Linked DNA regions of Homo sapiens: regions 2, 3 and 4 are each linked to region 1. Evidence: chromatin loops called from intact Hi-C (ENCODE). Cell type or tissue: PC-9. All regions are shown on one strand. Region 1 overlaps AHCYL2 (adenosylhomocysteinase like 2). Region 2 overlaps NRF1 (nuclear respiratory factor 1). Region 3 holds the start of STRIP2 (striatin interacting protein 2). Region 4 overlaps STRIP2 (striatin interacting protein 2).

Region 1 (8,000 bases):
GGAAATATTAAAATGTTGAAACACAGAAAAAGTTATTGCTGATCTCCATGCATGTCAGTCGAGGTTACTACCAGAAGGGACTAAAGATCTCTCAGGGGAAGTAAAACACATTAATAAAGACAGTCTTTAAAAGGAAGTGTTCCCCAACCTTTCAGCAGTAAAGCTGTCTGAACAGGGCTAAGAAAATCCTTCACATGAAAACAGCTGAGGAGCAGAGGCTCCAGGAGAAGTTTTCCAGTGATTGATGGAACGTAACCTTGAAAGTCTACCTCGTCAGTTCTTGAGATTGGGGTTCTTCAGGCTTCATCCCGGCTTATTTCCCTGCTGGAAATCAGAGATGTGAGTACTGTCAGCTGTTATATGTGGTGTGAGTCCTATTCTCTGAGGGATATGAAGTCCCTTTTTGCTGGTGATTTTTAACAAAAGGGAGATGTTGTAATATACCTTCTCTGCTAAATTTTTCTCCTGAAAGAAGATTTGAGAGACTTCTCATATTTCCTTTGGTGGCAGGGATAGTTTCAGTGGAAATTTCATTACACTAATATGTAAATGGGAACATGAGTAAGACACTCGTTAAAACTTTAAATTGAAACTTTGGCCCAACATGGGAGCTGGAGCAACGGTTTTTTTCTTGGGGATTAAAAGACACTTTAACATTTTACAAGTAAGGTCTGGAAATCCATCGGCAATACACTAGAGGGTGCTCAGAGGTTAGCTTTCTTGGCTAAGTGGCTATCAGTAGCAACCTAATGAAGTACTTTCAGACCAAGTCAGGAGTCAATGACTTACGTGGTATCTGAAAGAAAGCCTCAAAAGTCTTTGGCAAAGAAAAGCTAGCAAATGAGACAATCGTGTTATTGAAGACTAGCTCCTCCCTATTCCTTTTTATTGCTGTTCAAAATACTGAGCAAAGGTATTTTCCTGCTATTTAAGAGAGAATGGCTGAGAAATTCCTAAGTGAGAGTAATACCTTATTAAAAACAGAACAGAGCAGAGCTGTGCTTTTCTAAATTATTATTTTGTTTGTTTGTTTTGAGACGGAGTCTCACCCTGTCGCCCAGGCTGGAGTGCAGTGGCGCGATCTCAGCTCACTGTAAGCTCTGCCTCCCGGGTTCATGCTATTCTCCTGCCTCAGCCTCCAGAGTAGCTGGGACTATAGGCGCCCGCCACCACGCCCGGCTAATTTTTTGTATTTTTAGTAGAGACCGGGTTTCACTGTGTTAGCCAGGATGATCTTGATCTCCTGACCTCGTGATCTGCCCGCCCTGGCCTCCCCCAAAGTGCTGGGATTACAGGCGTGAGCCACCGCACCCGGCTGCAAATTTTTTTATTTATTTTTTACCAACCAAGACACAACACTAAAGAGCTGTGTTTTATTAAATAAAGAGTGTTTTCTAAAAGCTGGGAAGCCCTAGATCATATCCCTTATGCAGTGGTCACACCAACTCCTTTAGGGCAGTCTTCCCATTCACATTAACTAGAAAGAAGGTAAATGGGTGAAAGTTCAGCAGGAGCCACTACTGAACTTTGAGGGGATGTGCTAAGCTTGTAAGACGGTGAGGACTATGACAGAAATAAGAATTATTATAAAACTTTGATTGATTCTGAGTTGGCACACTAATGTTCAGTAGAATTCTTCTGTAATATTCCTTTATAGAAATACCAAAGTTTGATACCTTAACGTGGCCCTTCCCTTAAGAAAACCAAATTTCTTTTTCCCTCTTCTTGTTATTAGTGAGTAGCAAGAAATTCAAAAAAACTCAACCCAATCAGAAGTATTACATAAATCCTTCCATTAATTCTAAAACACTATGTTACTTGGAATAAGCTTGTAGATGGATAGGTTTTCTTTCCACAAAATGTTTTAAAATTGAACACAAGACTGAGCGTGGTGGCTCACACCTGTAATCCCAGCACTGTGGGAGGCCGAGTTGGGTGGATCACCTACGGTCAGGAGTTCAAGACCAGCCTGGCCAACATGGTGAAACCCCATCTCCACCAAAAATACAAAAATTACCCGGTATGGTGGTGCACACCTGTAATCCCAGCTACTTGGGAGGCTGAGACAGGAGAATCACTTGAACCCAGGAAGCGGAGGTTGCAGTGAGCTGAGATCACGCCACTGCACTCCAGCCTGGACAACAGAGCCAGACTCCATTTCAAAAAAAAAAAAAAAAAAAACCTGAACACAATGTTCTGAAACGACATTAAGAAGAACAGCAATAACCTCCCCCAAAACAATAAAAAATAGTTGTAACAATGAGTTGAAATGTAAGTTCCTCAGGGGGCCTTTGTTAGGCCTACTATATATTCTATCTCATTATCAATAGTTATTTCTTCAAATCCATAATTCTATAAACACTAAAAAGAACTTGAAATATGTTTTAGAGAGTCTAACTAGTTTTCCATAGTGGGGAAACACAAATCTGTAAACATAAACCTGTGTGGGCTGTAAGAAATCAGGCTAAATCTAGAAGAAACTATTTAGAAACATAAGGATGGTTATTGTCTTTAAAAGTTGAAATTCGATCCAATATAATAGGTTTATATGCTAGTTCTTATCAACAAATAAGTCCTTATTATCATTTTAGTAAAACTACTGATCAGGCAAACATGGTATTCTGAAGAACTGTACCAAGAGAGCTGCAGTTCCTGCCATAGAGAAATATATATATAAAGGATAGCTGGGGGGGAAATAGGGAAATGTTGTGACTGAAGGGAAAAATACGGGCAGGGAGGGGAGAAATGTTTGCAATCTTTGCAGACTTCAGAGAGCACCATTTCTGTAAGTTCTGTTTTTGTTTTTTCTCCTCATTGTTCTTTTTCTTTACCCCCAGAGAAACAAATGAAGCATCAGGTTGAAAACAGAAGTGCAAAACAGTCACAGGAAACACAACCCATACATCACACCAGCAGCCGGAGGAAAGCCCCTGCCCACCAGAGATGACCAGGCAACAAGCCCTGGCCAGGCAACTCTCACACCTTTCCCAGCTTCGTGGATAATTAAGAAACAGTGGTGACCTAGTACCTAGGAACTAATCAGAACGTAGAGTAATAACTGTTTTTCCAACCACGGATCTTGGTAGGAGCTTCTCAGAGGTGATCCTTGTCACCCGTCAGAAATGGTTGCCTCTCATTATCAAGAAACAGAAGGAGAAACAAAACGACCAGTGAACTCACCATCCACTCAGGCATGTGAAAAGCTGAGGTGCCCTCATTACCGTCCCACTTCTCCATAGTGCAGGCTTGGGTAAGATATGTCCTGAAGCAAAAGGGAAAGCTGGTTTGGAAATACTGGGGTTATCTGAGTGCCCCAAAGCAGACCCAACCCTAGTGAGATTCAGAAGTTCACAGTGGCTAGCAGAAGCTGCATCCCTTTTCACAGCAGCCTCCGATTCAAATCAAGAGCATTAGTCAACTGCCTGACAACCCCTTACTGGCCGGCTTCAAAGCCTTCTGTGTCTGATTTCAAAATCAGAGCTGATGCAAAGTGCTGCACCCAGGCACTGTGCTTCTCACAGGGCACTCACTGTTTTAATGCTACCCAAACACTCTACCCGCACCTCCCCAGTGGGGACTTTCTGCAGCAATAGTTGGACTTCCTTCTTTCCCTGTGTGTGAGGCACTTGTGAATTCTCTCCCACCCTTCAGGACACGTCACTGGAGGTGCGGATACCAAGATCAATAAAGACTGAGGTCAGGAAGGCACTCCCATTTCTCAAGAGTTGCTTGATTTGGATCAGTAAACAGGCGTTTCCTTGAAATCAAGAGCTCCTAGGGCTTTCAAGTTTAAACAGCTATGCAGAAGCTCCCCATCTGCTCACACCAGGGGTCTGGCACCAAACTCTCGCATATCTCAAGTTAGAGTCTTATTGCATGGGAGGTTCGGATGGAGCCTAGGAAGATCTTTTTCAAAATCAGAATTTCTTAGCAGCTCTAAGAAAGTTCTGGGACGACAGCTCCCTCTGCTGGCTCCCTGTGCTACATACACGAAGGCCTCAGGGCCCGCAGCTACAGACACACAGGTGCTGATTGCAAAGTGACTTCACTGAGGCTAGTCAGAAGCCACCACAGTGTAGGTTTAGAGGACAGCCAGGGTTTCCAACCAAGACTAGTGCTGCCTCAAAGTCCCTAACCAATGCTGGATTTTACACACAGATCTGGTTTCAGGAAGAAACAGGATGCCAGTGCAGTAGCCCTGTACACTATCACCTTAAAGGACCTCCGAAGTTGTTTCTGCTTTATCTCTCCATACCAACTCCCTCCTTGCTGCACACTTCAGAATTTTGGAAATAAGACATAACTAGAAAAAAGGTAAGCTAGCCTATCTCACCTGCTTAGTTCATTCCTAGAGTATATTATCCAATAAGAGTACCACAGGTTTCAGGCACAAAGGAAGCCTAACAAGATATGCCTGCTTTGGTCCCTTTAAGGACCAGGACTCTTTACAGTGTTAATTCCCATTGAAGAGGATAGTTTCTCTACAGCTAACAGTGACAATATTATAATTATGATTATAGGCTCTGTGAAAGGAAAACATCTTGGGCCCCCAAAATCACTAAGCCAAAGGGAAAAGTCAAGCTGGAACTGCTTAGGGCAAACCTGCCTCCGATTCTATTCAAAATCACCCCTCTGCTCACTGAGATAAATGCACATCTGATTGCCTACTTTGAAGAGGCCAATCAAAAACTCAAAAGAATGCAACCATTTGTCTCTTATCTACCCATGACCTGGAAGCCCCCTCCCTGCTTCCAGATGTCTCGCCTTTCCAAACTGAACCAGTGTTCATCATACATATGTTGATTGATGTCTCATGTCCCCTTAAAATGTATAAAACCAAACTGTGTTCTGACCACCTTGGGCACATGTCATCAGGACCTCCTGAGGCTGTGTCATGAGTGCACATCCTCAATCTTGGCAAAATAAACTTTCTATAAACTTTTTTTTTTTTTTTTGAGACAGAGTTTTGCTCTTGTTGCCCAGGCTGGAGTGCAATGGCGTGATCTCGGCTCACCGCAACCTCTGCCTCCCAGGTTCAAGCAATTCTCCTGCCTCAGCCTCCCGAGTAGCTGGGATTACAGGCATGCACCACCACGCCCGGCTAACTTTGTATTTTTAGTAGACAGGGTTTCGCCATGTTGAGGCTGGTCTCAAACTCCTGACCTCAGGTGATCCACCTGCCTCAGCCTCCCAAAGTGCTGGGACTACAGGCATGAGCCAGCACGCCTGGCCAACCTTGGCAAAATACTTTCTAAATTAACCGAGACCTGTCTCAGATGTTTGGGGTTCACAGTTCATCACCCTGTAAGGCCTTCATTACTTAAGAGAATGGTCCTTTGGATTTGGAATGGAGGAGAGGAAGGTAATATCTATGGAAGAGGTACTGTAAGATGCCAGAGAGGGCAGAATTCAAATGAATGGCCAGAGGTTTGACTGGAGAGAAAGGCAGGTGAAAACAGGGACTGTTGAACCAGGTGCATTCAGACGTATCAAGGGATCACAGGGAGGGTGGAGAGCAGGCGAAATAAGAACAGCAGAGGTAGAAGTAAAGGAAGCTGTGGTCATAGAGGAGCTATGGAGTTGAGGCGACTTGAGTGATGTCAGGACACAGGGTGATGAGATGCAGGGAAAATAAGGCCCACTGAAGTCAGAGTGTCAACTCTGATAAAGTCTTAGCTCCTAGCAACCTCTAATTATTGTCCTCTGTCTTCCTTTAAACCCAGAGGACTTCTTAAAATGAGAAGTCACATCTGTTACCTAAATTGCCAATGGTGTATTTCATCTGTGCTTTAAATGCAACACATCTACAATCAACATTATTGCTGTCTTTCCTTTCCCGCCCCCCTCCAAACAACACTTTCTTCTCCTCACTTTTTGTGTTTGTGATGCCACTGTCCTCAGGCAACCATATATGAAACCTCAGGCACCTTTGATTTCCCCCTTTTCCCACAGTCCCCAGAACAATCACTTGGATATTATTTCTGTGCCCTCCTCCACCAAACCTTTCATCTATCCCTTTCTGTTCATTTTCACTGCCTCTTAACCCTCTACAAATCCTTTCCCAGAAGACAATCCACTTCATACCCATATATATATATATATACTCTATCCTCCAGGTAAACTGTATTATCTGCTACTTCTTGAATGTAAAGACTACACAGTATGGTGACCATGAACACTGGTTTTGGAATCAGACAGAGTTAGGTTAGAATCCTGCCTCTGCCACTTACTTGACCTCTCTATATAACTCCAATTTCCAATTTGTATGGTGGAAATAATAAGAGCTACCTACCTAACAGGACTGATGCAAGGATTTTAAAAGGGTACATACTCTAAGGAGTTAATTAATGGTAGCTCTTAATTATGTTATTATCATGCTGTGTTCTTTCCTACCTCAATGCCTTTGCTCATGTCATTTTCTCAAATCAAAATGCATTCGTTTCTGCCTTCACTTCCATTATCTTCACTTTTTCAAATATTTAAAGGAATGATAGTTCTACCATGAAACCTGACCTTAAAAAAGGAATCTCCCCTTCATCTAATATTGTTCTTTGGCTATATCACTATTCTCACCATTCCTCAAATTATAGTTCCTATGTATGTGTGCTACCCCTTGTTAGTCTCCAGGCTCTTCAGGGGCTTAGCCTACTTTGATTTGCCTACAATACCTGCGATATAGTAGGTGCTTAAGAAATTACCAAATTTAAAATTTATGTATGCTGTACGTATTCTTAATTATACTTTGGGGGCAACTTGCATACTCAATGTATTCAATATGTTTATGTCCATTTTATAGAATTTGGAACACTGTTTTATATTTATGAGGCTTAGTTATATTACTGACTACACCTATATGACTTATTTGACGAGAAGTCCTTAGTAGGGTTTTAGTCCTTAATTATATTATCTCTGCAGGAATATATAATCCATTTTCCATTGCTCGATCTGCACCCATTGTAATCCATTTTGATCTGCATTATAATGAAACTTTTAGGAACAAATTAAGGCCAAAAGTCTATTTTATGGCTAGAGTGAAGCCCAACCGTTAGAATATTTCAGTGATAAGAAAATTACTAGATTATATTGATAGTGTAGACTAGTGTGGTAACAATAATAATTTTAAAAAAGAAAAGGTAAAAGAAGCTGGGCGCAGTGGCTCACGCCTGTAATCCCAGCACTTTGGGAGGCCGAGGTGGGCAGATCACCTGAAGTCAGGAGATCGAGACCAGCCTGGTGAATGTGGTGAAACCCCGTCTCTACTAAAAATGCAAAACTTAGCCAGGTGCAGTGGCCCGTGCCTAAAATCCCAGCAACTCAGGAGGCTGAGGCAGGAGAATTGCTTGAACTTGGAAGAGGTTGCAGTGAGCCGAGATCGCGCCACTGCACTCCAGCCTGGGTGACAGAGTGAGACTCCGTCTCAAAAATTAAAAAATAATAAAAAGTTAAAAAAAATGTTTTTAAGGTAAAAGAAAAAAATTAATATTCTATTCTATTCTATTCTAACCTAAGAGGGTCTCACTATGTCATCCAGGCTGAGGTGCAGTGATGTGATCATTGCTTGAACTCCCAGGCTCAAGTGATCCTGCCACCTCAACCTCCTGAGTAGCTGAGACTACAGGTGTGCACCACCACACCTGGCACATTTTTGAATTTTTTGTAGAGATAGCGGTCTCACTGTGTTGCTCAGGCTTGTCTTGAACTCCCAGGAGTTCACCTCAAGTGATCCTCCCACCTTGGCCTCCCAAAGTGCTGGGATTACAGACATGAGCCACCGTGCCCAGCCTATTTTCTCTATGTAATGATTTATTAAATAAATAGAAGATGACAACCTTCATGATAGTGTTAAACCACAGAAGAAAATGACTTTTAGAGAAACAAGATTAAAAATAAAATAGGCCAGGCATGACAGCTCATGCCTGTAATCCCAGCACTTTGGGAGGCCGAGGCGGGTGGATCACTTAAGGCCAGGAGTTTGATACCAGCCTGGCCAACATGGTGAA
Region 2 (8,000 bases), 280 kb before region 1:
GGGCGTGGTGGCGGGCACCTGTAGTCCCAGCTACTCGGGAGGCAGAGGCAGGAGAATGGCGTGAACCCGGGAGGCGGAGCTTGCAGTGAGCCGAGATTGTGCCACTGCACTCCAGCCTGGGCGACAGAGCGAGACTCCTTCTCAAAAAAAAAAAAAAAAAAAAAAAGTCAATAATGCCCATTTGATAAATCAAGAAATAGTGGTATAGACATATTATTTAGAGTTATGGAGGCATTACTGTTTGATGATACTATAAACAAAACAGTTAAACTATAAACAAAAAACAGCTAATTGTCTCTGAAAAGTGGGACTCGGGATGGGGAAAGAGTGGCAAAAGACTATTGATTTTTATTGTAAGTCCTTCTATTTCATCTTTTATTATATGAATGTATTACTTTGACTTTTAACAAAATGAGCTTTAAAAACAAATAGCTATGATATAGTCTTCCAAACTGATCCTTTTGAAAATTAAAATTAAATGACATGTTAGAGCAAACTGTCACTAGATAAATAAAGCTCCCTTCTTACGTTAAGAACTGAGAACAGCACAGTTCAAGTTTAGAAGTGGCCTTGCCTTGAGGAAGACAAACTCCTAATTTGCGGCATCTAAAACTAACAAAATTGTATGACTAATCAAATATTTTTCATACCAATAGGTTAACTTTGTAAATATTCCTTAATACTAATAACACGATAATCCAGTTAACAATGATGCTTTTATATAATGCTTAAGAAAAATAAGCTTTGGGCTGGGCGTGGTGGCTCACGCCTGTAATCCCAGCACTTTGGGAGGCCAAGGCTGGGGGATCGCGAGGTCAGAAGTTTGAGACTAGCCTGACCAACATGGTGAAACCCTATCTCTACTAAAAATACAAAAATTAGCCAGGGGTGGTGGCTTTAATTCCAGCTATTCTGGAGGCTGAGACAGGAGAATCACTTAAACCTGGGAGTCGGAGGTTGCAGTGAGCAAAGATCGCACCACTGCACTCCAGCCTGGGCAACACAGCGAGACTCTGTCTCAAAAAAAAAAAAAAAAGCAAGAAAAGAAAAAAAAGCTTTACCACACAACTTCATAATGACTTAGGGATGAGTGGATGATTTTATGAAAATACTGTAAGCGCCAGGCATGGTGGCTCATGCCCGTAATCCCGAGAGGCCAGAGGCGGGCAGATCGCGAGGTCTGGAGTCAGCCGGGCCAACATGGTAAAACCCCGTCTCTACTAAAGATACAAAAAATTAGCCGGACATGGTGGCACATGACTGTAATCCCAGCTACTCTGGAGACTGAGGCAGGAGAATTGCTTGAACCCGGGAGGCGGAGGTTGCAGTGAGCCAAGATCGCGCCACTGCATTCTCCAGCCTGGGCGACAGGGTGCGACTCCATCTCGAAGAAAAAAAGAAAAGAAAATACTGTAAGCTCACTGAAGTCAGGGCTCGGGTCCATAAAGTCTCTATGAATAGATCTATCATAATGTGCTCTTTGATAAATGATTGTGGGTAATCAGCTGCACATTTTAATAACTAAAGCTACACCCAGGCAGTTACAGTTTCTGTAACTCTCCTACAAGGTTATGCTTGCTGTTTATCTCTCTCTCTCCGTCTCACTTCCAAGCCCTGTCTTCTATTCTTGTCAGAGTTGCACTATTCCTCGCTCTGGGGCTGAGCCTGCCAACCATGTTTTCCAGACTTTACTGCCAGTATCCTGTTAGGTTTTGCCTAGGGAGACTGGAAGGGGAGAGAAGAAGGGATTTCTTTGCTGTTTTCATTGTTATAATATCAGCATTGCTCCAGCAAGAGGAGTGTTGCACCTCCCAACTCCAGCTGTGCCTCTTCTCTCCTGGTGGTTGAGTACCAGCTGAATGGCATTCCACTAGGAGATCAGATTACCAGCTGCAGGAGGACCTCTCTGAGCTTCCAGGTTCTTCTCTTCTGTTCCCCCAAACCTAGGGGTGGTAGTGCTTCCTATCTGGATTACCCCAGTGTCTTTTGTGCTCTTTCATCTTGTAACACCTGTGTACCCAGTTCCCAGAATTAAATTATCTGAAATGCCACACATGGTTTTCTAGGCCCCGATTAATACTTAAAGAAGAAAATACATACTTGCATTCAAAATTACTCATACAGTGCTGGTAAGCAGCAATCCGGGATTCTCATACCCTCAATAAAGAAGTGATGTAAAAAATGAAGCCCATTTTTACAAGACTACAATTAGAGTTTCTGTTTTCAGACACTGATGAATCTCAAATTTAATGAATCATTAAAAAGATGCTAAGCTATAGAGTATAAAATGTCTCACAGGCCTGGCGCGGTGGCTCACGCCTGTAATCCTAACACCTTGGGAGGCAGGTGGATCAGCTGAGGTCAGAAGTTCAAGACCAGCCTGGCCAACATGATGAAACCCTGTCTCTACTAAAAATACAAAAATCAGCCGGGTGTGGTGGTACACGCCTGTAGTCCCAGCTGCTCGGGAGGCTGAGGCAGGAGAATCGCTTGAACCCGGGAGGCGGAGGCTGCAGTGAGTTGAGATGATGCCACTGCACTCCAGCCTGGGCAACAAAGTGAAACTGTATCTCAGAATACATAAATACATAAAAATAAAATGCTTCACACAGACAGAAATGGGACACTTAGAAGTGAGAAGGGAGCATAGACAGGAAAGTAGGTGATATCAACACAAACTTATGTTTGTGAGTCTATCTGACCTACTCTTTAAGTCTAACATTCCTGCAAACCTCAAAATCAACATCATAGTACTATACTGTCTCTTCATAGAAATAACACTGACAAACAGAAAATAATTTGTCATATTACTCGATGAATAGATCAGGTTTTTGGAAACCAAAGAAAATGTGGTAGCAATGGTACCTTTGACCTTTATCTACCATCCTAACTCCCTAGCGGACTGCGTAGACCTACTGAAAATCAGTGGTGGGTAATGGCTATCATTTCCAGCATGGGAAAGAGCGATTTAGAGTTACCATTCTTTTTTCTTATTATACAACTGGGCTCAGCATGTACAAGTGTCTGGAGAGTCTCCTCTCCATTCTACCTCATGCCTACTTAAACACATCCTCACTTCTCCGGCGGGGTGGTACAAACTCTGGAACCAGAATACTGTATTCCATTTCTTGCTCTGCCACTTACTAGCAACTTGGAGAAGTTTCATTTGACTTTTTCTGTCTTAGTTGTAACATCTGTCAAATGAAGGAAAATAACAGAATCTACTTCATAGAATTACTGGGGACAAAATGAATTACTATTTGAAAAAGGGCTTAAGGGGACATGGTATATAGTGAGTGCTATATAAGTGTAACTTATTCTTATTCCATGTACAAAGATGAGGACAGCAAAGAAATGTTGAAGGGACAGTTACATGATTTTTTTTTTTTTTTTTACACTGGGTGAAATAATGTTTACAGATCACATTAGGAATTTTGACCATACAAATACCTCTATCATAGAGTTCTTAATCGTTTTTGAATCATAAACTTTCTTGGGGATGGGTGAAAGCTACAGAGCTCCTCCCTAGAAAAATGCTACACATACAGAATTCTCCAAAATATTCCAATCTTCTTCTATTCAAATTATAAATAGACTATGTATTACTAGAACACTAGAGGGTGCCACAAGCAAAGGAAAAAATGTAAAGACAGCATGGGGAATTTTGGCTTGCCGGAACATCTTTCCATAGAGAAGAGTTAAGTCAATGTACTTCATCAAATGCTTAAAATATGTCAACTCTCTTATAGGTTCTGGATTAGCACTGTCTGGTAGAACTTTCTGCAATGATGGAAATATTCTAAATGTGTGCTGTCCAAAACTGTAGCTGGACATGTGGACTACTGACCACATGAGATCATAAGGAATTAAATGTTTAATTTTAATTAATATTAAATGGCCATATGTGGCTTGTGGCTACTATATTGAACAGTGCAGTTCTACATTCTAAAAAGTTTTGACTTGCTTCTTATCACAGGCCATTATCTATCAGTGTGAAGGTAATTTCTAATAGAGTGGGTTCATACAATTATTCAGGCCATTTGTCCCTTGTGATAATTCAGCACTATAGAGACAGAAATAAAGATTGTCAGCGTTTTGTCCTTGCCCTACAGACGTTCACAGTCAAAAGTACGCTGTCTTTTTACTCATTATAGATGACCCTACCTACCTAATTTCCTATGTTTCTTTACTGAAACATCTCTCTAAGCCCCTGGGTTATAAGAGCTTAAAAAATAAATAAGTGTATACTGAAAGACTGAATTAATACAGTTAAGTAAGTAGGCTTTCGCCATTTAAAAAACAAATCCTATTCTAGTGATATTTGCTAAGGGTTAAGGGAGCACAGAGAAGACAAAACTGCAAGGACATGGGGCAGGCATCCTGAAGGAAATGACAGAGTCTACAGTCAGAAGCTCGTCAGGCTCCAGAATGAAAAAAAGGGCACTGCAGGCAGCAGCAACGGCTTGTGAAAGCACATGGCATAGCAAGGGGACATCAATGAACGCGCAGACAGCAGATTCAGGGGGAGTCTGGGGACCAAAGGAACACAGCTCCCAACTGCCTCCACACCAGATTCTTTCTTTACACTGCCATTTAGTCTACTAAAAATAAAGCTAATGCTGACCCACCTGTCAAAATGAAAGCAGTCTATCCACACTGTATAACATCTTGTAGCTTACAACCCTGTGTCTGGCACACTGCCTGAATGAAGTAGGTGCCTAGTGAAGGTTGGTGACAACAATAAAAAAGCATTAGAGAGTGCATTCTCAAATATGTAGACGCTTACCAGAAGCTACACATATCAATAAAAAGCAGGTGAGTTGTTAAAGCTATCCCTGGTTTAGAAAGATGGTGAATAGGAAGTTTGGTCTACCCAAGCATTTGCAACTGGGTCAGAATGCAGCTGGCATGGCTCTTTTTGCAGAATAATTGTTTGTCCACAGCTGCTCCCAAATTACCAAAAATCAAATAAGTAGTTGCCATGTGTGATAGCAGGATTAGAGGCTGCCTCAATTTCCATTATGGAAAAATAACGTAAATTGCCACAAGTCCCGCCCCCCAGTCTCAAATAAGCACAAAGGACACTTTTATTCAGATCCTGCATACTGTGAAACAGCATTGTTGCCTGGCTGCTTCAGTGGCGGGCTCAATTCTGCTGGATCTGTCACTACACAACCAACAGCCAGTTAAAGCTATTTCCTAGCTTCTGCAGGACAGCTCAATTCATGATTTTTCTTCTGAAATAACTGAACTAAGGATTTGTTTCTGGATAAAATTATGAAAGTATTTAAGTGCCAATACCACAGACCTAGGAATCTCTGCTATTCAATCATTCTCTCCTTCATTCAACAAATATTTACTGAATTCTTATCAGGTACTCCTACATTATTGTAGCATGTGTATTCCAAGAAAACCTATGACTGGCAATTCTAATTTTGTATCTCTAAGTTTAAAAAGTGTATTCTCAGCCTGGGTGAAATGGTGAAACCCCATCTCTACTAAAAATACAAAAACCAGCTGCGTGTGGTAGTGCATGCCTGTAGTCCCAGCTACTTGGGAGGCTAAGGTGGGAGGATGGAGTGAGCCCAGGAGGCAGAAGTTGCAGTGACTTGAGATTGCACCACTGTACTCCAGCCTGGAAAACAATGGGACCCTATCTCATTTAAAAAAAAAAAAAAAAAAATTTTTTAAAGAATGTATTCTTTTAGAAGTGACTTGTGTTCTTTGGGGGTAACTGAGAAAATATAGGGGAATTAAAAATAAACACAAATCACTGTAACCTGAGATAGCTACATTACCAAGTTAACTATTTTATGTATATGCTTCCAGCATTTCCCCTGCTAGTTTCTTATACAGTTGGTTTTGTTTCATTGTTTTTAAACAAAAATGAGCCTATATTGTATATACTGTATTACAAATATTTTTTCACTTAATATAGATTAAAATATTCCATGTTATTAACATTTTTGTATCTTTTTTAAATGTCTACAGAGCATTCCCTGTAAGAACATACAGTAGTTTAGTTTACCAATCCTCTGAAGTCATTTAGGTTATTTCCAATTTCTCACTATTATAAATAGCACTGTTAATGATAACTAGTATTCAATAAATATCTCTTGAATAATGAGTAAATAAATGGTTTAATAAGCTGAGTCTTGGCTGGGCGCGGTGGCTCACGTCTGTAATCACAGCACTTTGGGAGGCTGAGGCGGGCATATAACTTGAGGTCAGGAGTTCAAGACCAGCCTGGCCAACTGGGTGAAACCCTGTCTCTACTAAAAAAAAATACAAAAAATTAGCTGGGCATGGTGGCGAGTGCCTGTAATCCCAGCTACTAGGGAGGCTGAGGCAGGAGAATTGCTGGAACCTGGGAGGCGGAGGTTGCAGTGAGCCGAGGTTGTGCCACTGCACTCCAGCCTAGGCAACAGAATGAGGCTCTGTCTCAAAAAATAAAATAAGCTAGGCTGGGTGCGGTGGCTCACACCTGTAATCTCAGCACTTTGGGAGGCTGAGGCGGGTGGATCACAAGGTCAGGAGATCGAGACCATCCTGGCTAACATGGTGAAACTCCATCTCTACTAAAAATACAAAAAATTAGCTGGGCGTGGTGGCACGCACCTGTAGTCCCAACTACTCGGGAGGCTGAGGCAGTAGAATCGCTTGAACCCGGGATGTGGAAGTTGCAGAGAGCCGAGATCACACCACTGCACTCCAGCCTGGGTGACAAAGCGAGATTCCATTTCAAAAAAATAAATAAATAAAAATAAAATAAGCTGAGTCTTTAAGCACATACCAAATTATTTCCTTAGCTTTTAAAAGACATAAACATTTTGAGTAATCGTACACTTATGATTCTGCATATGTTCACAGCAGGCAGAGAAAGCGAATGCAATAAAAACAGCAATCTAAATATAAAGGAAAGCACACAATACTTGGTGGTGAATGGAAGACAGAATAAAAATATTAACCTTTTATAACCTAGACAATATGCAAGTTGAGTACAGGTATCAGAAGGTAGAATATAAAAAGAGGGACGTGAAGGGGGTATTTACAATCCCATTTTCCAAAATGGCAAGTTAAGAGGCCCTACAGGAAGTTGATGGATCAAAAAATTAAAGTTTATCATTTAAAATTATAAAGATAATTAATAAATGACTTTCAAAGTAATATAAATATCAAATAATGACAGGGGTAAAAAAGTGAGTTAAATTCTCATTTTTCACATCAAAAACTTCACAGGTATCATCTAAAGTTGATAAATCAAGGAACAGAAGTCTAAACACATTATTAAGGCTTATGGAAGTAACCACAAGTGAAGCTAAAAACAGAAATAGTGAAAAAGTTTTTAAAGGCTGTCTCTGGATAGTAGGACTGGGATGGCAAGAAAAGGGAAGAGCCAGGAGGCTTATGGTTATTCATCATAAGGTCTCCACGGCTCTGTGATTTGTTAGGATGTACAAATAACACCCTGATGAAGACTGGCTGAAAAATCTGGAACTGTTTACTTTGGTTCCCAAAGATATAATCTTACCTTGATAACTGGTCAAATCCAACTGTCCACAGAGCATTCCTTTAACCAGAGGCAAACCTAAAATGCTTAAGACTTTGGAGACTAGTTTGATGTTCTCATTTTCCAAATTGTGACCAAGAAAGACCCAGTGAGTTACCCAAAGTCACATCTCTAATTGGTGGCAAATCCAAAACTTGAACCCCTATCTCCTGCTTCTCAATCAAGTGTTCCAGCTGCTCCATCAGAGTCCCACCCTTTGTACCCGAGCACAGTCTCCACTCATTATTTGCTTGGGCTCCTTAACTGCTAATGCAAGCTATTATGTATTAATAGCTTAATAATTAAGCTATTAATTAATTAATCTTCAAGCCAAAATTTGGGTTTTACTGGGGGTACGGTAAATTTGGGTTTTGTCTTTTAAGAGACAGGGTCTCACTCAATCACCTAGGCTGGAGTGCAGTGGTGCAATCATGGCTCACTGCAGCCTTGA
Region 3 (8,000 bases), 66 kb before region 1:
TGATCACAGCTCACTGCGGCCTCAACCTCCTAGACTTAAGTGATTCAGCCTCCTGAGCAGCTGGGACAACAGGCGCGCACCATCATGCCTGGCTAAATCTTTTTTATTTTTTATTTATTTGTAGAGATGGGGTCTGCCTACATTTCCCAGGCTTGTCTCGAATTCCTGGCTGAAGCTACCCACCTGCCTCAGTCTCCCAAAGTGCTGGGATAATAGGCATGAGCCATCATGCTGGCTTTATTTCTTAAAATAAAAATTTTAGCCTCAATTAACAGGTTGCCCCCTATAGCAGTTTGAAAAACACTGTTTTAAATTGTATACATTCTTAAATTTAATATATTGAACTAAATTTTTAGAAAAACTCACTTCGATGACCTGAATTTTCCTCATTTTACCACAGACCAGTTAAAACTTTGTCAAGGAGTTTGAGATCAATAAACCAGATCTGGCTAAAAGAGGTCTGAGGTGAATCCTTTTATTAGGTTAAGACTCTTCTTATTAAGCAAACAATTATTCTTTAGCTTCCTTTTTAGGTTGGGATGTTCACACACTAAGCCAGTGGGAGAAGGTAGGTCAACAGTGCTTCCATAAACAGTGATACACGATGAGGCTCTCTTGACTTGTGCCACAGTAATTCTCTTCTAGTGATTTTCTAAAAGCCCTAGAGAGGAAAAAAATCCCATCTCCTCTAAGGACTGCCTTCCACAGGAAAGCAAAAAGAGGGAGAGAAGAAAAGCAGATCTGGCACCTGGGTACTGTGGTAATAGGGGATGTACTGGCAGGTAAAAGGAGTCCTGCTGCAGCAGAAGGTAGAGGAAAGCTAATCTTTCCAGCCAGGCTTTTGGCAGGCAATGAGCCCAGATAGAGATGATCGCAGCAGTTGTTCATTTCCAGGCATGAAGAGTGCAGCTGCAGACAATCAGCAGGTAAACCGCGGTGCAGGTGGAAAGCTTTCGAGTCTCTGGACACTGCAAAGTACTGGCAAAAGCAAAGGACTGTACTCTCAGAGCCTTTGCCTGAAGAAGACTTGACAGGTGGGGAACAGATTGCAACTTTAGAAGGGAGACCCAGGCAGAGACTTTTATTCCCCCCATAGAACATATCATTCTGAAATTATTTTATTTATTTACTCACAATTTGTCTCCCCATGGGCGAAGACCCTATCTTGTTCACTGATATATCCCTGGCACCTAAAACAGTGGCTGGCAGAAAGTCCTCGATAAATAATTGTTGAATTAATGAATGGCTCATCTCCCCAAAAAAACATTTGAACGAGAACAATGTCTCTGTGGGGGAAGGAGGTACAGGGTGCCCTAAAAGACCAGACTCATCTTGAAGTAGGGAGGGAGATGATGTGGCGGGTATCATCTAGCAAGACAGGAGGGCTGAGCTCTCTGCCTCTGCAAGGTGGTGACTTTGGGCCAGTCTTTTCATCTCCATTTCTACCTTGAAAAAAAATGAATGGATTCCTCCTACTCTACCTACATCAAAATGTAAAGCATACATGAAATCACTTTGGAAACTGAAATGCTATTCAAATGGTAAGGCAAGGTCTGGGATGCCAAAAACCTGGTTTCTAGTACCAGCTCTGCCACTTGATGATGATGATGATGATGATGATAGCAATATACTAAGAGTTACTATGTACTGACTAATTACATGCATTGTGCCTGCACTGTGCCAAACATTTTATAGTCAATTATCTCATTTTGACTTTATCACAACCTTCTGAGGTAGGCAGTGTTAATCTCATCTTACAGATGAAGAAACTGGAGCTCAGAGAGGTTCCGTAATGTGCCGAAAATCACACAGGTAGTAAATGATAGGGCTAGGAGTCAAAACCTGGTCTGACTACTCCAAAGTCTGGTGTTCTTGACCACCAACTATGCCAGATGTCTGATCTTGGGCAAGTCACTCCTCTTTTTTTTAGGTCTGTAAAATGAAAGGGTTATACCAGATGATATCTGCAGACCCTGCCACATCTGATATTTTGTCGTCTATTCTGATCCCCGCTCAGATCCAACTGATGGGAACTGCCTCAATGAGGGGATAGGGAAGTGATAATAATTCAACGCTTTCATCTTCATAGATAGGGTTTCTTTTTTCAGGAGAGGAGGAAGAGATCGAAATATTCACACTCCTATCTGTATCCTGCGACTGCTCCCTCCAGATAGCCACTCCAGGACTGCCCCTGCCTGAATCCCGTCTCGCTCAGCCCTCACAGGCAGGGGCCTGATGTCCGCGGAAGGCGCTCCCGAAACGGCCTAAGACTTACGGGGGGAAGGGGACGGGCAGGGAACGGGCAGAAGTCCCTCGGCTGGCCCAGGGGCCCGCCGCAGGCAGCCTGGGAGGGGGACTGCGGTTGCCCCACTCGCCAATCCTGCTTTCCTGCGGCTGAGCTCCAGCCTCCCACCCCTCAAGCCAGTCACTTAACCTCTCCGCTCCTGTTCCCCCGTCTATAAACTGGGATCGGAATTTCTGCTTCAGGGGGCTGCAGCGATTAAGTGAGATAAATATTTGGAAAGTATCTGGTCCGCTCAATACCGCGCTCATCTTCGCGCAGCGGGGGAAAGCCAGAGGGCTAGAAAGCCCCCAACCCGCGGCAGGAGACGGGCGGACACTGGTCCGGGCCAAAGAGCCCAGAGTTCAGCCGCTAGGACCCCGCAGGCGCCCACTGCGCGGGGCTGATCGAGCGCGCCGAGGGCTCCGGGGCCGAGGCCGAATCACCTCAGCCGCCGCTTCCCGCCGGCGGGCGTCTCCGGGCCCCAGCCGAAGCTTTCCGGGCTCCTCACCTCTGACTCCCGCCGCTGGCTTCGGAACGCTTCGCGGCCCTTGGGCGCCGCCTGCTTCCCTTTGCCGCCGCCGTTGCCATTGCCATTTGCGGGCGGGCCCCCGGTCCCAGGCGCGGCGGGGTCCTCCATGCTGCTGGTCAGCGGCTCCCCTCAGGGTTCAGCTCGCTTTGCCGGAGGCGACCCTACCGCCGCGCGCCGGGAGCCAGGCCCCGCCCCCTCCACCTCTATTGGTTACGGCAGCTCGCCGCAACCCCGCCCCGCGAGGCGATTGGCTGCTCGACCGGCCGGAGCGGGACTCGAGGAGGTGGGGGCTCAATGAAGAGATTTTTGAGGGGATCTTTTTAGTCCTGCGGCATTGCTGGCGGACGGAGACTCCTAGGTTAGCTACAGGCTCCACACCTCGCGAAAGCTGGGCCTTGAGATCAGGCGGGTTATCTCTGTGCTCCTCACTCGGTGTCTCTCAGCTCTCACCCCCGTCCCTGTAGCGACCTTTTCCGGAGCTCTAGTCTCCGCCTACTGCTCCACAGCAGTCTCCGTTTCCCTGTTACCACCGACCCGGCCCCCCATATCCCGGCTCCTGCACACGTCCCATATCCCGCTTAGTCTCAGGGGAGGGATGGCACCGCCAGGTGGCCAGGGACATCGCCCGAAACGAGGGACTCGCTGTCTCTGGAAGCTGAGAATTCTCAGCGTTTTTCTGAAGAGAACGCATCTCGCCCGGAGCTAGGGCTTGGCTGGGAGACTGGAGGTCTAAGGGTGGGATGGGGGAGTTTTTCCATCACTGAAATTGGTGGTGCCCTCGAGGGCTGCTCCTGTCATCTGCCCTTCTCTGCTGTAGGGGGCCTCTTCCTCATGGTGTGTAAATGTTGAGGGTAGAGCAAGCCCCCACCCTCACCTGCTCGCCAGTCCTTTCTTTCCTTCCTCTCTCTTAGATGCTTCCTAAGGGCTCATTGTTACTGGGGGCAAAAGAGGCTGTTTGATCTGCCCTCTCCTGAATTTAAAAAGTAGCTTGTAGTAAATATTTAGACAGTCTGGCTTGGTAATAGAAGCCCCAAAGACGTAGGCTCAGGGGAACAGGTGGGACCAAATCGCTGTCCCCAGCCTGGTTGCTTTAGGAAGGGTCTGGGGGATTGTTGAACTGAGCTTGGTGCCAGGCACTGCAGTAAGCGCTTTCCAAATATCACATCATACCTCTCCCCGACAGGGTGTTTTTACGAATCCAATGTTACTGATGAAGAAACCGGCACTTGCAGATTCCTCCCTGCGGTTTCCAAGGTATCATATTCTATCTTGTCTCAGGGTCTTGCCTATGCTGTTCTCTGGAGGAGACTGTCTTCTGTTCTCCTGGTTGATTCCTTTTCTCTCATAAAGATTCTAGTTAGTTGTCACCTCCTCCTCCTCCACAAAGCTTTCCTTTTAGCCCTCAACTCATTCAGGTTGTGTTGGTGTCAAACCAGTTCTGCCTAGATCCAAAATCCTAACATTTTCCACGATATACCCAAAGCAAAGGGCCTAGAGGAATTACTCCACCTTCCCATACCTTAGGGACAACCCTGTCCCTTTCTTAACATCTCTCTCTCTCTCTCACTTTTCCCTTTGCCAGTTCATAGGCGACAGAACAAGGCAAGTTTGAGAGCACTCTTTGGAGCTTTTTGGGTTTTCTCACCCTGGTCCAATATCTCCTTACTGTACCTTCACATCTTCCTTTTCCTCTTCCAGTCCCACTCCTCTCCCCACCCACATATAGGCTCCTAGCGAGTAAGACCAAATTTAGCTCATTTTTGTATGCCCCTAATTTATGTACGTTTAACGCAGCGTTTCACAGTCTCTGTACTATTGACAATTGGGGCTGAATATTTATTGTAGGGGGCTGTCCTGTGCATCGTAGGATGCTTAGCAGAATACCTGGCCTCTCTTCACTAGATGCCAGTAGTATCCTCCCGCTAGTGCGACAACCAAAAATGTCTCGGGGCGGGGGGCTGGGTGTGGGGGGTGGGGAGTGTGGCGTTTACAGAACTGAATTGATATGAATTTCCAAGAAAGTCCCTGGCTCAAGGCCTGAACTACTTGACTTTGGATTTTTTTCAGGGTATAATTTGTTAAACTCTTAAAAATTTACACCCTGCTTTAAAGTTCACAACCCACGCCTTGCTCATCACTGCTTCAGTGTGGTAAACCTGCCACAGCACAGCCCATTGGGATTTCTTAATAGAAAGAATTCATTATTCTATCTCTCTTCTTCCCAGTACTTCTCCTCCTAAGTAGTCAGAGCCCTAAGGTTAACAGGCCCAGAACTTCATATTCTTTTGTGAGCCTAATCAATCGGCAGGATCCCAACAGTGGTAGCAGACAGGAGTGGCCAGTTTTGATGCTTTATTCTTTTCCTGCCTATTCCTAGGGGAAAGGGCAGACTGATCTTGGGAGTAGGATAGAGGACAGCTTGCAAGTCCCCTCTGGTGGCTATCTAAAGCCACTTGCTAAGCCTAGAGGCTCCATCTGGCTTTAATTTCAGAGAAGGAATGTGTAAAACTGGTGCTATGAAGATTGCATAGAGTCAACACGAGGAGAGACCTCAATCCATGATCTTTTCCACATCTCAGCGAAATAGAATACCTTTACTAAGATCAGACACCTATGTGCTCACTATAGGCCCAGACGTTCAAAATTTCTAATAAGGAGGAAGATATCTGGAAACAACTGGAAGATGTAACAAGAAACCACAGAGTAACTGAAAACTTTGAAACTACAGGCCATGGAATTGGCACACATTCAATTTATTTTAGCTTATTTGTCAACAAAGGCATCATAGTCATCAATACCATTCACCACAGAGGCACCCATACCTGGGAGCTAGTCAAGGCTGGTCAAGTCTCTCCATCTTGCAGAGATGGCTCCAATGCTGTTATATTTGACGTTATTAAAAAACCTACATTACCAATTTCCCTTGTCCCAAAACTCAGGCTGCCAGCAGAGGGTTGGAGGTATAAATAGGTGTAGTTACAAGAATCACATATACCCTTTTCCCCATATAAGCACTCCACTTTAATCCACAGAGGTCAGATACTTGACTAAATGGATAGCACCTGGCACTGAGAAAGCTTAATAAGACGCAGTAAGTTTTAAAGTACCTGCTTTTTGAGGCTATCAGGCAGTTAGGATAATTTAGTAAAAAAAGGATAGAACACCCTCCTCTCTCCATAAAGGGCAGGTGTGGGTGTAATGATGCAACAGAGGTTGTAGGGCTCTAGATTGAGACAAGGAATGATGTGTATGCAGTCAGCAGTGCGTGCCAGGCTCTGTAAATAAGCAGCACTTTTTATATATCGCTTCATTAAATCCTTATCCTAGGAGATAAGCAGTATCCATTTCACAGGCAAGAAAATTGAGGCTGTGAGTGGTTATGTAATTTGACTAAGTTACATAACTTGTAAATGGCAGAGCTGGGATTCAAACCCAAGCTAGCCTGCTTTAAAGTTCAAGTTTTTTTGCACAATATTGTGAGGTGGAGAAACTTGTGCAGCAGTGGATAGCTTGGGCTTACCCTATGATTCTGAAATAAAGACCCAGGCACCCAAGGTTCCATCCTTCACAAATGAGGAGTCAAGCCCTACTGCAGGGGAGCAAATCCTTTGAGCTGACCGGCTTCATTGCTAGCTGCTGCATTCTCCTCCTCTTAACTGGAATGGCACTAATTTTGAGGATTACTGACTGCCCAGACGATTCTAGCCCTGTGTCCCTTAATCTAAATAATCAGAAGCCAAAGTGGCAGAAGATTCTGCTATGAAAAGAAAACATCTTGCATACAGGATGCAGAACTAGTTTAGGTAGTCAACTAAAGAAGGTGGCTATCAGAAAGCTACCCAAAGATGGTTACCCTACTGGCAGTTGAGAAAGAATAGGCAATTGGATTATCCTTTGGTTAAATCAGGCAACTTGATTTAGAGACAAATCTCTGCCTGATGCACTTCTTTCTTCCCTTTGGCTGGATATAATCAGGTCCTAGTTATCAAGGTCCTTTGGTCCCAAACTGGGGGATGCTGATTTCCTGCATTTTTCAACTAAAAGGGAGTCAGGGACCTAGAACTATGGTTTAGTTTCTCTGAGTTAAGCCTACAGTCCTCGACTCCCCAGGGTGGTGGTTCTGAGAAGACAGGTTCTTTACACACACAGCCAGGATGCGCGTGTATGCTGGCTGGTAGGAGGGGAACATGATATTTATTAACTAAGGTCAAACATGCCTATTGGTAACATTTTCACATCCTAAGGTCAAACATGCCCATTGGTAACATTTTCACATCCTTGCCCTACAGCAGGATCTCTAGTTTGTTGCCCAGAGATCTCTCTCATCTCTGAATTTCTAGTTCACAGAAACAAGAAATACCCTTAAGAGTCCATGTTAAGAATATTTTATTTGTTTTTTGAGATTACATAGTCATTATTGCTGATCTAATACAATCACTTAGACATAAAGATTTCCAAGAACTTCTCAGAAATGGTGATCTTTAGAAGTGTTATTCCTTTCAGTAAGATGACAGAACTAGATGATTACGTATATAGATATATAGATATATATATATATATGTATATATAGAGTTTAGAACCTGTCCACATATAATTTGCTGGTGTTGCCTATTTTCCTTCCGTAATTTTCCTTTATTGAAAAAGCTTAATGCAACAATGCATTTTGATTCCTTTTTAAAAACCACGGCAAAGTTAATTTTGAGAAAACCACAGGAGCAGCAATATCAGATCTGTTTAGAGAAAAGCGAAGCAGCATAAAAGCTTTGCAGGAGTATGTGGCCATGGGGAGCCGTGCTCATATGGGCAAGTAGGATAGGGAGGGAGGAGAGCAGAGGGAAGGTAGAGTAGATACATTTTTTTTCTTTGTTTAAATGAAAAAAAGAAAACTGAATATCTCCATTAAGAAGGCAAAAAAGTGCCAGGCACGGTAGCACACACCTGTGGTTCCAGCTACTCAGGAAGCTGAGGCAGGAGGATTGCTTGAGCCCAGGAGTTTGAGACCAGCCTGGGCAACATAGTGAAACCCTGTCTCTAAGGGTGAAAAGAAAAGAAAGAAAGAAGGCAAAATATTAGCACAGATTCATTGTAGAGAAAATGTTATGTATCCTCACAGACTGGAGCCACATACAAAGAGATAAGTAGCCTTCTTTCCCATGCTTCCAGATAACCAGGATGCATCTAAGGTAA
Region 4 (8,000 bases), 110 kb before region 1:
GTCTCCCTCTCCCTCTTTCCACGGTCTCCCTCTGATGCCGAGCGGAAGCTGGACTGTACTGCTGCCATCTCCGCTCACTGCAACCTCCCTGCCTGATTCTCCTGCCTCAGCCTGCCGAGTGCCTGCGATTGCAGGCGCGCGCCGCCACGCCTGACTGGTTTTCGTATTTTTTTGGTGGAGACGGGGTTTCGCTGTGTTGGCCGGGCTGGTCTCCAGCTCCTAACCGCGAGTGATCTGCCAGCCTCGGTCTCCCGAGGTGCCGGGATTGCAGACGGAGTCTCGTTCACTCAGTGCTCAATGTTGCCCAGGCTGGAGTGCAGTGGCGTGATCTCGGCTAGCTACAACCTCCACCTCCCAGCCGCCTGCCTTGGCCTCCCAAAGTGCCGAGATTGCAGCCTCTGCCCGGCCGCCACCCCGTCTGGGAAGTGAAGAGCGTCTCTGCCCGGCTGCCCATCGTCTGGGATGCAAGGAGCCCCTCTGCCCGGCTGCCCAGTCTGGGAAGTGAGGAGTGCCTCTTCCCGGCCGCCATCCAGTCTAGGAAGTGAGGAGCGTCTCTGCCCGGCCGCCCATCGTGAGATGTGGGGAGCACCTCTGCCCCTCCGCCCCGTCTGGGATGTGAGGAGTGCCTCTGCCCGGCCGCGACCCTGTCTGGGAGCTGAGGAGCGTCTCTGCCTGGCCGCCCCATCTGAGAAGTGAGGAGCCCCTCCGCCCGGCAGCCGCCCCATCTGAGAAGTGAGGAGCCCCTCCGCCCGGCAGCCGCCCCGTCTGAGAAGTGAGGAGCCCCTCCGCCCGGCAGCCGCCCCGTCTGAGAAGTGAGGAGCCCCTCCGCCCGGCAGCCGCCCCGTCTGAGAAGTGAGGAGCCCCTCCGCCCGGCAGCCGCCGCATCTGGGAAGTGAGGAGCGTCTCTGCCCGGCAGCCGCCCCGCCCGGGAGGGAGGTGGGGGGCAGCCCCCGCCCGGCCAGCCGCCCCGTCCGGGAGGGAGGTGGGGGGCAGCCCCCGCCCGGCCAGCCGCCCCGTCCGGGAGGAGGGGGGCACCTCTGCCTGGCCACCCCTTCTGGGAAGTGGGGAGCCCCTCTGCCCGGCCGCCACCCCCTCTGGGAGGTGTACCCAACAGCTCATTGGGAGCGGGCCATGACGACGATGGCGGTTTTGTCCAATAGAGAGGGGGGAAATGTGGGGAAAAGATGGGGAAATCAGATTGTTGCTGTGTCTGTGTAGAAAGAGGCGGGCATGGGAGACTCCATTTCGTTCTGTACTAGGAGAAATTCTTCTGCCTTGGGATGCTGTTGATCTATGACCTTGCCCCCAACCCGGTGCTCTCTGAAACATGTGCTGTGTCCACTCAGGGTTAAATGGATTAAGGGCGGTGCAAGATGTGCTTTGTTAAACAGATGCTTGAAGGCAGCATGCTCGTTAAGAGTCATCACCACTCCCTAATCTCAAGTACCCAGGGACACAAACACTGCGGTAGGCCGCAGGGTCCTCTGCCTAGGAAAACCAGAGACCTTTGTTCACTTGTTTATCTGCTGAACTTCCCTCCACTATTGTCCTATGACCCTGCCAAATCCCCCTATGCGAGAAACACCCAAGAATGATCAATAAAAAAAAATAAAAAGAAAAAAAAAAAAAAGAAAAAAAAAGAGTCATCACCACTCCCTAATCTCAAGTACCCAGGGATACAAACACTGCGGAAGGCCCCAGGGTCCTCTGCCTAGAAAACCAGAGACCTTTGTTCACTTGTTTGTCTGCTGACCTTCCCTCCACTGTTGTCCTGTGACCCTGCCAAATCCCCCTCTGCGAGAAACACCCAAGAATGATCAATAAAAAAAATAAATAAAAAATAAAAAAATAAAAAGATATCAATATAATACATATAAAATATTTAATATTTTCCATCCCCCAAAGCATTTCCTTGCACAGCCTACATTTCATACCACTGCTCTCAACAACCATTCAGATGCTAAGCATTGCAAAATACATACTGAGCCCACATCCACTGCCTTCTCCAGCAACCTCCTTTCAAAGACCACACTTAACTTCCACATAATCATACGTTCACCATCCTTCATTTAAGTTTGGAATTTTATTTCAATTTTTTCCTAGTTTAGTGGATTGAATATGAATACCGACATTTGGAGATACACAAATTTTTAAACTTCCTGTACCAGGTGGGAGGGGAAACTACTTAGTATATTGGTGAAGATGGCCTATCTAAGAGCTAATTAGTTTGACAAAATGGGAATACTTCAGAAATTAATATGCCATTAGCTCACCTTTATTTCATGTTCATCATGCTGTTTAGAGTTTCATATAAAGTTGAAATGAATTCAGTTCAAATTCAGAAAACTGAAAAAATATAAATCAAGACTACCTCAGCCCAGCGGTGGCTCAGGCCTATAATCCCAGCACTTTGGGAGGCTGAGGCAGGTGGATCATTTGTGGTCAGGAGTTCAAGACCAGCCTGGCCAACATGGTGAAACTCTGCTTCCACTAAAAAGTACAAAAATTAGCTGGGCAGTAATGGCACACACCTGTAATCCCAGCTACTTGGGAGGTTGAGGCAGGAGAATCGCTTGAACCTGGGAGGTGGAGGCTGCAGTGAGCAGAGATTGCGCCACTGCACTCCAGTCTGGGCGACTGTCTCAAAAAAAAAGACTACTTCAGCCCAATAATTCCACTTCTAGGAATCTAAAGGAAATAATCAAAGATTCATGTGCAGCTGGGCATTGTGGCTCACACCTGTAATCCCAGCACTTTGAGAGGCCAAGGCAGGAGGATCACTAAGCCCAAGAATTTGAGACCAGTCTGGACAAAATAGGGAGATTCTGTCTCTAGGGAGATTTTATCTCTAAAAAAATTTTTTTTTAATTTAAAAATTAGCCAAGCATAGTGGCATGTGCCTGTAGTCCTAGCTACTTGGGTGGCTGAGGTGGAAGGATCATTTGACCCTGGGAGGTCAAGACTGCAGTGAGCTGTGATCACACCACTGCACTCAAGCCTGAGCAACTTCGAGACCCTGTCTCAAAAAAAAAAAATAAAAGATTTGCATGCAAGGATGTTTGTTTTGGAGTTACACAAGGAAAACATAAATAAATGTCAACAGCACAGAATCCTTTTTGAAACTAAATAGTGGAATATTATGTGTAACTATTAAAAATTATGTCCTGGGCTGCGTGCAGTGGCTCACGCCTGTAATCCCAACACTTTGGGAGGCTGAGGTGGGCGGATCACCAGGTCAGGAAATTGAGACCATCCTGGCTAACACAGTACAACACTGTCTCTACTAAAAATACAAAAAATTAGCCAGGCGTGGTGGCATGTGCCTGTAATCCCAGCTACTCGGAAGGCTGAGGCAGAAGAATCGCTTGAACCCGGGAGGCAGAGGTTGCAGTGAGCCAAGATGGCGCCACTGCACTCCAGCCTGGCCGACAGAGCGAGACTCCATCTCAAAAAAAATAAATAAATAAAAATAAAAAATAAATAAAAAATTTAAAGAAATTAAAATTATGTCCTCAGCTGGGCATGGTGGCTGACACCTGTAATCCCAGCAATTTGGGAGGCCAAGGAGGGCAGATTGCTTGAGCCCAGGAGTTCAAGATCAGCTTGGGCAACACAAAGACCCCGTCTCTACAAAAAATACAAAAATTAGCCTGGCATGGTAGCATGTCTGTGGTCCCACCTACACCCAGCTACTTGGGAAGGTGGGAGGATCACTTCAGCCCAGGAGCTTGAGGCTGCGATGGGCCGTGCTTCAGGCCGAGTGCACTGCACTCCAGCCTGGGTGACAAAGCAAGACCCTGTCTTCAAAAAAGAAAGAAAAAAATTGTCCTCTAGAATGTTTAATAAAATGATATTGTGAACATTTAAATTTTGCTGTCAAATGAAATATCTATGTATAAAGTCTTAGTTTTGTTAATGTGTTTATATATGAGTGAATATATATATAATTGCAGCAAAATATTAACAGTGGCTATATGTAGGTGGCATAAGAGTATTTTTCTTCCTCATACTTTTCTGTTTCTCCAGTTTTCTGCAATACGTATATTTATTTTAATATCAGGAAAAAAACTTCAAAAGTTACTTAAAGAAAATCCTATAGCCATTCGTTGTGGCTCATGCCTATAATCCCAGCACTTTGGGAGGCTGAGGCAGGTGGATCATCTGAGACCAGGAGTTCGAGACCAGCCTGGCCAACATGATGAAAGCCTGTCTCTACTAAAAATACAAAAATTAGCTGGGCATGGTGGCACGTGCCTGTAGTCCCCGCTACTCAGAAGGCTGAGGCAGGAAAATCACTTGGACTCACGAGGCAGAGGTTTCAGTGAGCTGAGATCACACCACTGCATTCCAGCCTGGGTGACAGCACAAGACTCTGTCTCAAAAAAAAAAAAAAAAAAAAAAAAAAAAGGAAAAGAAAAGAAAATTCTATATATTCAAATAGCCAGTACATTTTCTGTGCTTGCAATTTGTTAAGCCTGAAAAAAACAGATATATCTTACTCATATGAACATTAGTGTTTTTCTGAGCACAGAAGTCACCAGTTTAGATAAACCATACTGAGGACCTATGTGGAATAGACTCACTAGTTATTGCAGCCCATGACTGGGCTCATTCAAAATTCAAGCAAAACAAAAAGTCTGTGGTTACTAAATGAAACCACCAGGTGCCACTATTGCTTCACACAAAGTAGTAAAATACTTAGCATGACTATTTTTCAGGAAGAATAAATACATGCTTTCACTCTGAATAATATTAAAATCTTCTTAGAAAACATAATAAATTATTATGTTCACTTCATTTCAGTAATTTTATGCACATATCCCAAAGGTCAATTGGGAGAGATGTGAAAGTGTGGTTCCTATCAATTCCTATATATGAACCAATGGGGTTGGAACTGAAAATAAAAAACACATTATAGGAAGAAATAAATTCAGGCCATAAAAGTTGACTTTATCTTCTGAAATGCCCTACTAATAGCAGAATTTTAATGCTACTGTGTACCACTGTTTCTGTGGAAAATGTATTCTTCATTCCAACTCTGAATGGCAGGGGATACATGTCTCTCTACCCTGACTTCCACTTTCAACTGGTAGCTATTTAACTTCTCCATCTATAAAATAGTAATACTAACCTCATAGAGTTGTTTTAACGATTTAATAGCTACATCTCTGTAGTGTGGGTAAAAAAAATTTTTTTTAATAAAAAACTTGAAAAAAGACTGAATAGCATCATAAATAACATAGAGAGGGTTAGACAATTTATTACTTCTCTGTAGGAATAAAAAGCTTCCAACTTCTTTGGCTGCTGAGGCCACATCTAAATAAGACCAGGGAATCTCTCTATCCCAGTGGTAAAAAAGGGTGCTAGGTTGGTGTCTCAGGACATGGGTCTTTTGACTCATGTCTGATTCAGGCTCTGTCACCTATGAGGAGTAAACCATGACAAGTCACTTCATTCACTGGGCCTTCAGGTTTCTCATCTTTGAAATAAGGGGGTTGGATCAAATGGCTCTTAAGTCCCCTCCAGCCAAGAATCCCATGGTTCTATAAAACCTGTACCACAGAGATTGTCATTCTATTTTTGCATAATATACTTTTCTGACTCAACATTTTGCAGGAATTACAATTGGAGGACAAAGGGTTGTAGTAACCATTGGTGCATGCCATGATTCAATCATTTGACATTTATTGAGCTCTTCAATGTACCAGACAAAGTGCTAGACTCTAAGGATATAAAAATGATTATACTACCTCTTCATTCAAGGATTCTACAGTCAAATTAAGAAACAGACACAAATGCATAATTACAATGCAACAGGCTGGAGGTATGGATTGTGGCTTATCTAAGGAGCTATGGCAATACATGATGAGGTAGATACCTCATCTTCAGTATGGCTGTTGTTCAGTCAGTTTCATGGAATTAAGAATAACCGTGAGTGACTTTTCTGATTTGCCTAGAGCTGTTTTCAAGATGAGAAACTTTCTGGGCTATCCTTTTGTGGCTATATAGACTTTTGCCTCCGAGAGACTTAGACAAAGTATTTTCTCAAGTACACATTGCTTGCTAGGTTTTATTACCTATATGAAAATAAGAAGTGAACTCCCTGTAGCACAGCAGAAAGAAGACAGATAATTATTTGTGCTAGACCAGAAGAGATTGTCCTGCATTTAGCATAGATATTCACGCTCAATTTCGGTCCCATTATGTTTCTAAATTCCTTTTCCTCCTTAGTGTTTTTCACTGGCTGTTTCCTCTTCTCTGAAAAATGCTACGCTAAACTTTTCCAAATCTTTCTCAACTGGGTCAGCAACTCTAAACCCCTGCTGCATCTCTGCTCTTGCCAATATACCTTCATTGATCTGAGACTCTCAAACCAGGGCATTAAGGGGTTGGAGAAGAAATGAAAGAGCAAATGCCAACCTGTGCTACCTAGCAATTTCAAAGGCTACCAAATCCCCATCTGCTTACCAGACTTTCAGTAGTAAGCTCCGGCAAATCCTGGATGGTACAGCAAGGATAATCCAGGACTGAGATGCTGTAAGATGCAGAGATAAGGACAGGCTTTAGGTAAATGGCAACAGCAGGAATTGGCTGTATCTGGAAAGGGCAGGAGTTATTTCTCTCCAGCAGCCCCTATCCATTTCCCAAATTGCTTAGTGACCTCAGCTGAAATGAGGGCTCTGGTGCCAGGCAACTCTAGCTCCAGTCTCCTTTCCTGTCATGAGAGGAACCAATGAGTTCTTTGAGGCTGGCACCCATCTGGTAGATGCAAAAGAAAGCAGAAAGAGAGCCTCTTTTCTTAGCACTCCTTGCTTCTTTAAAGGAACATGTAAACTTGAGTGCATTTGTGTTTCTGCATTTAACTGTATGTGTGAATATAACTGCTCCCACAGACACTGCCCAAACCCATCCCACTGGATAACAATCTGAGGATGGGAGGATGAAATGATCCTCCTGTGTCTCTCACCAGATCTTTCTGAAAGCTGGGAGCTCTGGGGAATGATTACAGAAGCCACTCCTAAAGGAAGCTTGAGACAGGGGCAGTTTCCTATAGAAAGGCTAATCTAGTAACTCAAGAATGGTAATAGCTGACAGTGGGGGACTGCAAGCTACAGCTCTGTAGTGAGCCCAGGGAAGCAGGCATGAGTTAGGAGGGGAAATAAGGCATTGCATTATGACAAGGACATAGTTACAAAATAAATGACAGCTGTCTCTTTCCTCTTCTCCCTTCTTCACTGACACAATACAGAATCTGGACTAGCTAATCTCTAATGCCCCTTCTGGTTCTGATGTTCCATGAGGTTTTGAACACCAACCTATCTGAACTAGTGCAGCTGGAAATGGATAAAGGATGTTGGCAAAGCAGTGGCTTTGACGACGACAAGTTCACACTGCTATAATGAACCTGTCTCTACATTTTAAAAGTCAAAACTTCTATACAAGTAAAAGGCAACAATTTATTTGGCCAGAAATGTTTACCTTTGTCCAAGATAACCTGGGGGACCAGGGTAGGAGAGGAGAAGGGTCAGCTTGGGAGAGGGCAGTGTCAAACTACCTGTAATGTTGTTCATCATCTTGATTCACTCTATTGGATTTTCCCAGGGTTGCCAGTTCTGTACTGCTCCATTAGGATGAACATTCTTGGCTGGCTCATCCACCTATCCACCCACCTCCCACTGACAAAGCCCTATGGCAAAGTAGTTGCCGGCGACCAGGAAATGGGGGTGGGAAATCAAAGATAGATTTGTTCCATTCTCTTAGTGAATTGAAATCTAGCCTAAGGGGGCATAAAATTAATTTACAAGTATCTAGAACATCTAGATTGTTAAGAGCCATGAGAAAATTCTGCAATAATGAGCTGTGATCTCCAAGTTCTCAGAGATCATTCAAAAGTAAAACTTACAGATGGTGCATAAGAGGATCATCTTGTTCAGGCCAACCTTAGCAAAAGGTGTAGTCTGTTGCTACCACTCTTCCAACTCCAAACTGAACCAAATGGA

The links. Hi-C counts contacts between places; a loop is a spot of excess contacts. Peaks named below come from ENCODE experiments on the same cell type or tissue, not always from the same donor. Only the 100,000 strongest peaks of a DNase experiment are listed, where the experiment ranks them.
Region 2: it touches region 1 in a loop (9-fold over the local background); 69 of 110 quality-filtered maps call a loop at or near these places.
Region 3: a loop joins it to region 1, with 13 times the contacts of the local background. A loop is called at or near these places in 10 of 110 quality-filtered maps.
Region 4: a loop joins it to region 1, with 14 times the contacts of the local background. A loop is called at or near these places in 101 of 110 quality-filtered maps.

Annotation. Positions count from the first base shown.
Region 1 is chr7:129,363,732-129,371,731 of GRCh38, reverse strand. All of the region lies in intron 1 of AHCYL2 (adenosylhomocysteinase like 2), which reads right to left. LOC107986847 (a long non-coding RNA gene) reads left to right here. Exons shown (of 3, transcript XR_007060518.1): 2 at 1-339; 3 at 2,838-3,708. Among named protein-coding and RNA genes, the nearest start is that of STRIP2, 67 kb to the left of the region's middle. In PC-9, CTCF peaks have their summits at 3,762 and 3,967 (motif pointing left); a DNase peak (open chromatin) is centred at 3,641; H3K4me3 peaks cover 2,916 bases; H3K27ac peaks cover 3,315 bases.
Region 2 is chr7:129,640,441-129,648,440 of GRCh38, reverse strand. The region is part of intron 1 of NRF1 (nuclear respiratory factor 1); the gene reads right to left. Among named protein-coding and RNA genes, the nearest start is that of NRF1, 33 kb to the right of the region's middle. In PC-9, a CTCF peak has its summit at 3,637 (motif pointing right); DNase peaks (open chromatin) are centred at 630 and 3,620; H3K27ac peaks cover 1,140 bases.
Region 3 is chr7:129,429,394-129,437,393 of GRCh38, reverse strand. AHCYL2 (adenosylhomocysteinase like 2) reads right to left here. Exons shown (of 17, transcript NM_015328.4): 17 at 7,183-8,000. It overlaps STRIP2 (striatin interacting protein 2), which reads right to left and starts at 2,962. Exons shown (of 21, transcript NM_020704.3): 1 at 2,793-2,962. The coding sequence starts at 2,921. RefSeq lists a silencer at 2,603-3,082. In PC-9, no CTCF peak of the experiment used is centred here; a DNase peak (open chromatin) is centred at 3,053; H3K4me3 peaks cover 3,405 bases; H3K27ac peaks cover 998 bases.
Region 4 is chr7:129,469,184-129,477,183 of GRCh38, reverse strand. STRIP2 (striatin interacting protein 2) reads right to left here. Exons shown (of 21, transcript NM_020704.3): 18 at 6,469-6,535. Among named protein-coding and RNA genes, the nearest start is that of SMKR1, 29 kb to the left of the region's middle. RefSeq lists an enhancer at 6,806-7,345. In PC-9, a CTCF peak has its summit at 4,675 (motif pointing right); DNase peaks (open chromatin) are centred at 4,643 and 5,503; H3K27ac peaks cover 2,466 bases.